Linked DNA regions of Homo sapiens: region 2 is linked to region 1. A link is a loop called in an ENCODE intact Hi-C map of the cell type or tissue named here. Cell type or tissue: HepG2. All regions are shown on one strand. Each heading gives the region's core, and the rest is flanking DNA. Links, peaks and the distances in the headings are about the cores only. Region 1 overlaps LOC100506207 (a long non-coding RNA gene). Region 2 holds the start of HULC (hepatocellular carcinoma up-regulated long non-coding RNA).

Region 1 (4,405 bases), core at 128-4,127:
TGACAGAATTCATACTGATCTCCTTCCTTACTTACAATATCCAACTGTGGTTGGTGATTATAACATTAAATAGGTATTAATGACTGGATTCAAATAGTAACTCTCTATGCCTACATTAGAATGATATATTTTAGGCATGTGGGGACATTTTCTACAGTGGTAAGGAATGCCACACACTCATGTATGCAAGGGTTGAGACCAACACTTGGGATCTTGTAAAAATGTCTTCTCCTAACCAACATTGTGTTCCACTTTTATTAATAAACTCAGGGTTGACCCTGCTGTCTTTTGACTGGAGTCATATAAATTGATGCATTGCTATGAGTAGGAGAAGCTGGAGGACCGCATGGAGAGAGGAGAGATAATGATGACAATAGATATCATTTATTGAATGATTATTATACATCATACAATGCTCTAATTATTTTTACATTTATTATCTCCTTTAATCTTTGCAACAACCCTATGAGGGAGATACTATTATACTTGTTTTGTAGATGAGGTATCCAAGGTAAAAGTAGAAACTTTTCCAAAGTGGTGGACTTTGGGATTGAATGCACTCTCTGAATCCAAAGCCTATACTCAAGTGGGTAAAGCTTGGGATGACCAGTATGAGAAAAGCAGAGAGAACCATTAGGTTTATCCTCTAAATAGGGAAGAAGTCCTTTCTAAACTCTATCTACCAACATATTGCATTGTATATTTTATTCTTCCCCTCCACCTCCTCCTTACAGAGGCACATAAATAGAGGAGAGACAGAGATAGTGGACATGAAGGGTCCTCATAGCAGAGTCTTAAAAGATGCAAAGTGACTTCCATGAAGCAATGATCTAAGACCCAATGAGAGTGGGCACATGGCGATATGGTTAGATACCAACGGCCAGAAACAGGAAAAATTTGAATGCCTTATCATCTGATCATGGGGAGAGAAGATGACATCCTCCCATTCTCACTGAGGATGGCACCTCAGTGGCACCACATAGACTCCTTGAAACTAAGGTGACAGCCCTTGGATAATGAGTGAGTAGAGAATATCGTCAAGCTAGTCACAGACTGAGGAAATACTGCACTGACTGATTAACCCTAAATTTGACTACTGAATAGAATGGAGGCTCAAGACAGAAATGAATTGTAAAAAAAGATAAAGTAAAAATTATTTGTACACACGTTTGAAACCTGAGATTTATGTCCTGAGTTGTTTTATTCATAAACTGTTTAATTGTTACAGATTTGCATCCTAAGAGAACCTGACCATGAAATGTTTACAAAGGCTATTGAAGTGACAGCAGTTATTGTTGGTTTTAGGGTCATAAGTTAGGTGTCAAATCATAAAAAACTGGCCTTTTTGAGGAATTGCATTTTATTTTGATTTTTTCTTCAAGATCTATAACATAGTAGGAAATTCATTATTTTGTAAACTTATTCTGTACCAATTTCTCCAGCTGAATTTTACAAGCCTAGAAAACAGTTGCTGAAAGGTCTTTGATGCCTCCACTTGATTTTTACTCATGTTTTATATTTGCCGTGCACATTTTGTAGTCAATGATACAATTCATTTTGGCTTTATTTACTGAAGGGCTTGGCCCTGATGTTGAAAGTCATACTGCAATATTGTTTACTCAACCTTTAGAAGGCAGGAAAGTTGTTAAACATAAGCCCTAGTGCATTTTTAAAATTCTGATAAAACACAATTTTACCACAATATCTTTAAAAATCTCACATACACTATTTACAAATAACTTTCCCTTCTTTATTTCAGTTATTTTTTAAGACCATTAGGTTGGTGTTGTTTATGGCAAAGTGGTAATTTAATACCAGATAGTAAATTCATTATGTGATTTCAGTGGGCAGACAATTACATCATGCAATTTCTCTGTGTCTCTTAAGTGACTCATCTGCTGGCTTATGTTCAATGTAGGAACCAGGTCATCAGCTCTTCTGTAAAGCTGACCAAGCAAGTCATCACAATGTGATGTAAATAAATATATATAAATAAACCAGCACCAACATGTGAGGGGTACTAGTGATGGCTGGACATTTGCAGTGAGTAATTTAGTGGACATATGATTCTACTGCTCTTAAAAAAAAATTAATGCTGCTTTTGCTGGTGAAGGCATCTTTGCTGACTATAATAACAGCAACCTAAATGTGTATAGTGCTTTAACAATTTTTGAAGCACTTTCGCAGGTGATATTATCATGTGGAATATTTCCCCACAATCTTGTGACACAATTGTGAATCATATTGTCCTCATTTTCAGATAAGGAATTGTTACCCAGAGAATTTAAGTGTTTCTCTTGAAGCAATTGCTAAATGGCACAGTGCATTAGAACCAGGTCTTCTTGGAATCATGTTCTTCTTCTTTTCCCCATAAGACTTGAACATCAACAGGTCAGGACACTAAAGCTAAACAAAACTGAATGTTATTAAACTGACAATATTCTACTCTTTCTAGCTGATTACAGTTTCATATGACTCGACCTAATAGTAAAATAGAGGCTTTGGGTATCCTTGGTCAGAAAATCTGAGAATTTAGTTGAAGTAAATGAAGGAAGACCAAACAGGCAGGGACTATGGCCATGGATCCAGAGTCCAAGCTGGATGTACATGGATACTGACAGGAAAACAGAGAAAGTGAGAGCTGTTTAAAATGTGAACCACATCTATGTTTTGGGAATAGATATTTGCTTTTAATTTTGCATAGCACCATGGGATAAGCTTGAAATGCTTCTGAGTGAATGACTTCTATAGATTAGAGATTTAACTGAATCTAAAAGCAAAATAGATCTATGATTTGGAGATCAGATGAGATTTTTAGCCTGATTTATTTAGAAAATTTTGTATGTTTGGGACTCTTATCTAGTAGATTTTGACTGTACCTTCATTAAATAAAATAGTGTAATATAGGTGTCGATTCACATCAACAAAAGTAGGAGGCTGTCATGAGACACAAGGAAAAACATGGTTGTCATGTCAAAAGGCTTCAGTTTAACACCAAATTCTCCTGCATGATTTGGACAAGTAATTGAACCCCATGCAGATTAATTTTCTTAATTAAAAAACAGTGATAACAATACCTACCTCATAGAGATGTTGTGAGGATTAACCTATGGATTACTGGAGTTAGTAACCCTGGATGGATTTTAGGACATCAATGAACCCTCCAACATTGCATGCATGAAATTCTGGTGAGAATGTTCATTATTGTCATCAGATCCTTAAAAGTCTCCACAAATTGCAAAAGGCTAAGAACTACCAACGTATATGAAAAGGATTTGAAATTGTGAAATGCTACACAAATGTTAGAAATCAAGGATAAAGAAGCACTATCCAGGAAAGGAAAACAAAACAGTAATTTTTAGGGAGATAGAATGTTTATCTGTCTCCAACAAACTTGGATTGGACTTCTAGGAGATAATTTGATAAGTCAAACGTACATAAAACATAAATTACCTCTAATGGCAAAATCACTTTTATTTGTAGTAATTTTAAATATAGGCTTGTTAAACTGTGCTTTTGAACATACTTCATAGATGATAATCTGTAATTTACTAGTTTCTCTCTCTTTTTCAAATTTTATTGTATGTATTTGAGATCCTTTTATGATTTTTTTTAAGGTGATGTCATTGAACTCTTAAGTGCAAGATGAAACAAGTCTTTCTGGGGTTCTAAGTAGGTAAGTGATCTGTCCATTTCTTAACTAGCTAAATGAATTGCTTTATTAAGATACTGAAGGTATGTCAGGCCTATCAAGATCCAGTATCTGGAATCACTAATCAACTCTCTATGAACATTATTTTTTTGAAGACTTTTCTTTCGGCACACTAAACAAAAATAAACTCAACCTGGGGGAAGATGCTTGGAGCTAATGTGAGGAGGAAGGAATGATATCAAAGACCTTGCTTTCTCAAAGTTCCCTAAGATGCGAAAGAATCAGTACTGCAGTTTTAAAATAGGCTGGGGTTGGACAGAGGAGCAACAAATTGTAATTTAGGAGTGCCATTGCTTTCTCAGACATAACGGCATTATTGTCTGGGGGAAAGAGTTCTATTGTATAAATACTGTTGAGAGGATAGTGGAATTTAGATCTCCAGCCTCTTCCTTGATTTTGGCAAGGTTGAATGTAGAGGAAACCACAGTCGTTCAGGAAGAACGTTATGTGAACAATGTCATGTTTTATTGGTGGAATGAGTAAACCAGGCAGTACAGGCTGTAAAAACGTATCAGTTGGTGTTATGGCAGGAAACAGATGGCTCATTCCAATAGAGTAATTCAAAGAATATCCAATAAAGGGGCTACTTACAAAGGTGTAGATGGGAAACAGGTGAGCCATGAGATAGAGTGTATCCAAGGCTAGTAACACAGGGTCTATTTCTAACCCTATGCTTGAAGGGGTGAATTACCG
Region 2 (4,405 bases), core at 163-4,162, 95 kb after region 1:
ATAATGCATCCCTTACTTTCTTCCTTCTCCCTGACAAGCATCGGCCACACCAGATGTTTTTCTGATTGCACCAAAGCCTTCCGTATCTCATGCTTTGCTCCTTCTGCTTTCTTTGCATGAGATGCCTTTGTCTTATCTAGACCATTTTTCTGCCTGATGAACACTGATAATATTTCAAGATGTAATTTAGAAATCACCCTTGGCCTGGTGCAGTGGCTCACGCCTGTAATCCCACCACTTTGGGAGGCTGAGGTGGGCTGATCACGAGGTCAGGAGTTCAAGACCAGCCTGGCCAATATAGAGAAACCCCATCTCTACTAAAAATACAAAAATTAGCCGGGTGTGGTGGTGCACGTCTGTAGTCCCAGCTACTCAGGAGGCTGAGGCAGAAGAATTGCTTGAACCCGGGAGGCCAAGGTTGCACTGAGCCGAGATCATGCCACTGCACTCCAGCCAGGGTGACAGAGCGAGACTCCGTCTCAAAAAAAAAGAAGCCACCCTTTCTGTATTGTCTTTCTTGACCTCTTGGTGTCTGTGGAGATGTTCCATAGTTGCACCTGTGACAAGTGTTGTACTCATGTGGGTGCATCTGTCCTCAGTCCTAAATTGAAAACCAGAGCCTATGTTTCATTACTGCTCAATGAAGATTTGTTGGATGAATGACTTGCAGGATCTTCTCTGACCCTCTTGAGTTTTGATTGGTTGGATACATTGTTAGATAATGAGGCAACAGAAATGTTGCAGTTCCTGAGTTACCAAAGCAATTTTGTGAAGATAACTATACTGAGCAGGATAAGCTTAAGATACGTAAAGTGCAACCAAAGACACTGTGAAAGGTAACATGATAGGTTGTGCATAGAAGTGGACACAAATTGAACCAGGACACTTTTACTTTAAGCTAAACTATTATTTTCTTAGATTTATTTACAAGAAAATGATTAGAGTAAAAGTTTTGCTTTTTAAAATCACTTGAAAAATTTCCCAGAGTCTCTTTTATTTCTTTTTTCCTCACAAACAAAAGGAGCTAGCTTTTTCCTAAAGAAGTTTTATCCTGATGATTTACTAAGTGAGATATTAGATAATTACTTTTACTTTATAGATTTTTACCTGGCACCTCAGGACTTGGAAATAAAGCTTTCTTTGAGGGGAAAATGTTTTGAAACATAAAACTTCCAAGACAAAGCTGTACCCATTTTCTAGCACAATTTATAGCAACTTCTAGAATCTCATATACAAGATGGGAGTTGAAAGAATTTTATAAAATTCTCATTTAGCAATATTAGAAAAATATTTAATGCATTACCATTCATCCTTTCTTTCATAGATGTTAGACAAAAAAAATAGATCTAGATGTATTCTGACAATAGTTCCTTTCCTTCGACACTATGCTCCATGAATTGTTCTGTGGTTCCCTATTTTTTGAAATGTAGGTAAGACCTATCTTGTATACACCATAAATTATAGTTCATTATAAACTATAGCTTATAGCAAACTTTAAGCAAGAATGATGAACTACTGCAATTTGGAGGAGAGAAATCCTCTGCCTGTTGGTAGGACTACATCAAGGTAGGTAGTTATCTATGTTTCTTTGGAAGAGTCTCAAATCATGTCATTAAAAATGGCAGTACTATACATATACCTGATGGCTTTGTCCCTTGGTTAGGCTCTTCATTCATTAGTAAATTCATCAATTTATTTCCTCCATCATTCAACCTATGTTTCCTATGAGCTTGCTGTGTGCAGGATACTTTGCTACATTAACTATGCAGTGCCTTATTGTATGCAGTTATTTGCCCCATTTATTTTCATGATAAGATTTCAAAAGAAAACTCTTAATACATCCGGTGAGGGCCTTTCCACTTGAAAAAAAATGCCAAACATTTAACCTGACTGAAAATGTATCACCAAAGTGCTTGGCTTCTGGCATAAAGCAGGGACTATGTATAAACACATCATAAAAATAGATAAAACAAGACCAGAGAGCCCAGAAGGGTAAAGTTGTCCTTTAGATACAGTCATGGTGACAACCCAAGCAGTGCCAGAGGATAAAGCAAGCTGCACCAGACTTCAAGTCAACAGACATTTATTGAACTCCAGTTCTGCATGGGGCACTGTGATAGTTGCTTTTGGGGATACAAAGATGAGTGAGACATCATTCTGCCCTCAAGAAATTTACAAGGGGAGAGAGAGATACACAGAACTGCCATACAAGGCAGGATGCATTAAGTGCACAAAGAGAGATATAACTAAAGTGCTTAGGGACATGCAGGAGAAAGTGGTTAATTTTTACCATAAATATCAGGGAAGACTTCATGCAAAAGATAGGCTTTGAGTTTTTCATGTAAGTTTAGATCAGATTCTGAGAGATAGAGGTATGGGAAAGAGTGAAGTAAACAGCACATAAGAACAGTCATGAAGAAGGCAATTTCAGTGTGCAGCATTTAGAGCTTGGGTCAGAAAAGCAGGTCCACTACAAGTGGGAGCTGGTTGCTATACACTGAATGTTTGCAGTCCACAAAATCAATATGTTGAAACCCTAATCTCCAGTGTGATGGTATTTGGAGGTGGGGCCTTTGGGAGGTAACTGGGCTTGGATGAGGTCATGGGGGTGGAACTCATGATGGAATTGGAGCCTTTACAAGGGAATGAAGAGACAAGAGCTCTCTTTATGCCACGTGAGGATACAGCAAGGCCCCAATCTGCAAGCCAGGAAGAGTCGTCACGAGAACCAGACCATGCAGGAACTCTGATCGTGGACATTTCAACCTCCAGAACTGTGATCCAGTAAGTGTTGTTTAAGCCACCCAGTCTTTGTTATTTTTTATAGCAGCCTAAGCGGACTGAGACACGTGAAGGTGGACTGAGACACATGAAGCAGTCAGTGTGGGGCTGTTCCTTCACTATCTGGTGCTGAAGCTTTAAGTCCACGGGGCAGGAAGTTGGGAGAAAAGAGGGCGTGAAATAGAGAGGGGTTCGAACAATCTGGAACTCTTGAGGCTGAGCTGGTTCCCACAAGGACCAACTGGGACCCATTAGCCCCTCTTACCACCTGTTAGCCTCCATCTTTGATTATGGAATCGATTTGCTGGAGAAGCTGGAGCTTTTCCTCATGGAGCTAAATCTGCTGCTGCCATGGGTGTGATAAGCTGAAGGAGGGGAGTGGGAAGGAGCTGAGGAGCTGCACTAGGCTGCTACCCCAGCCAACCAGTTGAACTGGCACTGGGACAACCATGTATGCTGTCTGAAGCACAGCCTGACGCCCCTGTGGACCTTTATAGAATGCAAAGAGTATGGCTGCTACTTCACTTTTACCTTTCAAATCTTGTGCAAATTCACTTATGCTCCACCCCCAACCCAGAACTCTGCGGATAAAGGAATTCTGGGAAATGTAGTTCCAGTTTGTCTGAATTGACCTATTGCAAATCCACAACACAGCACCAGAATATTACCTAGGATTATATTCGACCTGTTTCAGTGCTACAGAATATTTTATCTTCTCAGAAACCATGTAGTCTCCTTAGAACATCACAGTGAGTGCAACCTCCCACAGAGCTAACCTGTGTAATTGAAACCATTTAGGGAACAATGTATTCACTTGCTAAAGATCAACCAACTTGTTCATTTTTCAATTGTTTAGGGCCTTGCTGGAATTTAACACAAGGCAGAGAATAAGATTTGAGTAAAAGAGAGAGTTATATAAAATTGATGCTTTTCTCTCTTTTTTTTAATCATTGAAAAGTGAATGGAGAGACCCTTTTTCATTTTTGCTGGACAGCTTACAAATTCTAGATACATCAGAGCTCTTACATACAGATGTAGAACAATATGGTCTTGGGAAGCTGAAAATGCTAACTGAAACAAGCAGGACAGGGGATGAGTCAAGTGATTAATTTTTTATGATGATAGATGTCTTACAACTCTTTCTTTCCTCTTCCTAGAAATGCATATGTATCTTTGGAAGAAACTCTGAAGTAAAGGCCGGAATATTCTTTGTTTAAAACATTAAAAACAAAACAGACCAAAGCATCAAGCAAGAAGTTTCCTGGCAATAAACTAAGCACAGCATTATTTTTTAAGGAACACAAATTAAGTGTTCAACCTGTGGCAAATTTGTACTTTCTCCCTGAATTATGTTGTTATCAAAGAAAAAAATTGGGAAGCATGGCAAAATATCATCAAAACTGAAACTAGAATTAAACAAAACTAAATTAAAATGAAATAAAATGATGTCCATTCTTAATTCATCCTCACAACTGGGCCACTAGTTTTATGCATCTTGGCAGCCAATATTTTTGTCTCTAGGGCATAAATTATGCATCAGGTACCTCTGAAACTCAGAGACCAAGGAAAAAGGAGGTAATTTGGAAGGTGAAATAAATGTAAACATTCTGAAGAAAGAATCAAA

The links. A loop is a pair of places that touch in the nucleus more often than their neighbours do. Peaks named below come from ENCODE experiments on the same cell type or tissue, not always from the same donor. Only the 100,000 strongest peaks of a DNase experiment are listed, where the experiment ranks them.
Region 2: it touches region 1 in a loop (7-fold over the local background); 1 of 110 quality-filtered maps calls a loop at or near these places.

The regions. Positions count from the first base shown.
Region 1 is chr6:8,554,968-8,559,372 of GRCh38, forward strand. LOC100506207 (a long non-coding RNA gene) reads left to right here. Exons shown (of 5, transcript NR_038980.1): 3 at 3,618-3,676. Among named protein-coding and RNA genes, the nearest start is that of HULC, 95 kb to the right of the region's middle. RefSeq lists an enhancer at 948-1,117. In HepG2, for the core only: no CTCF peak of the experiment used is centred there; DNase peaks (open chromatin) are centred at 1,614 and 1,874.
Region 2 is chr6:8,649,607-8,654,011 of GRCh38, forward strand. HULC (hepatocellular carcinoma up-regulated long non-coding RNA) reads left to right here and starts at 2,663. Exons shown (of 2, transcript NR_004855.3): 1 at 2,663-2,784; 2 at 3,939-4,250. The region is part of intron 3 of LOC100506207 (a long non-coding RNA gene); the gene reads left to right. In HepG2, for the core only: no CTCF peak of the experiment used is centred there; DNase peaks (open chromatin) are centred at 2,595 and 3,345; H3K4me3 peaks cover 1,243 bases.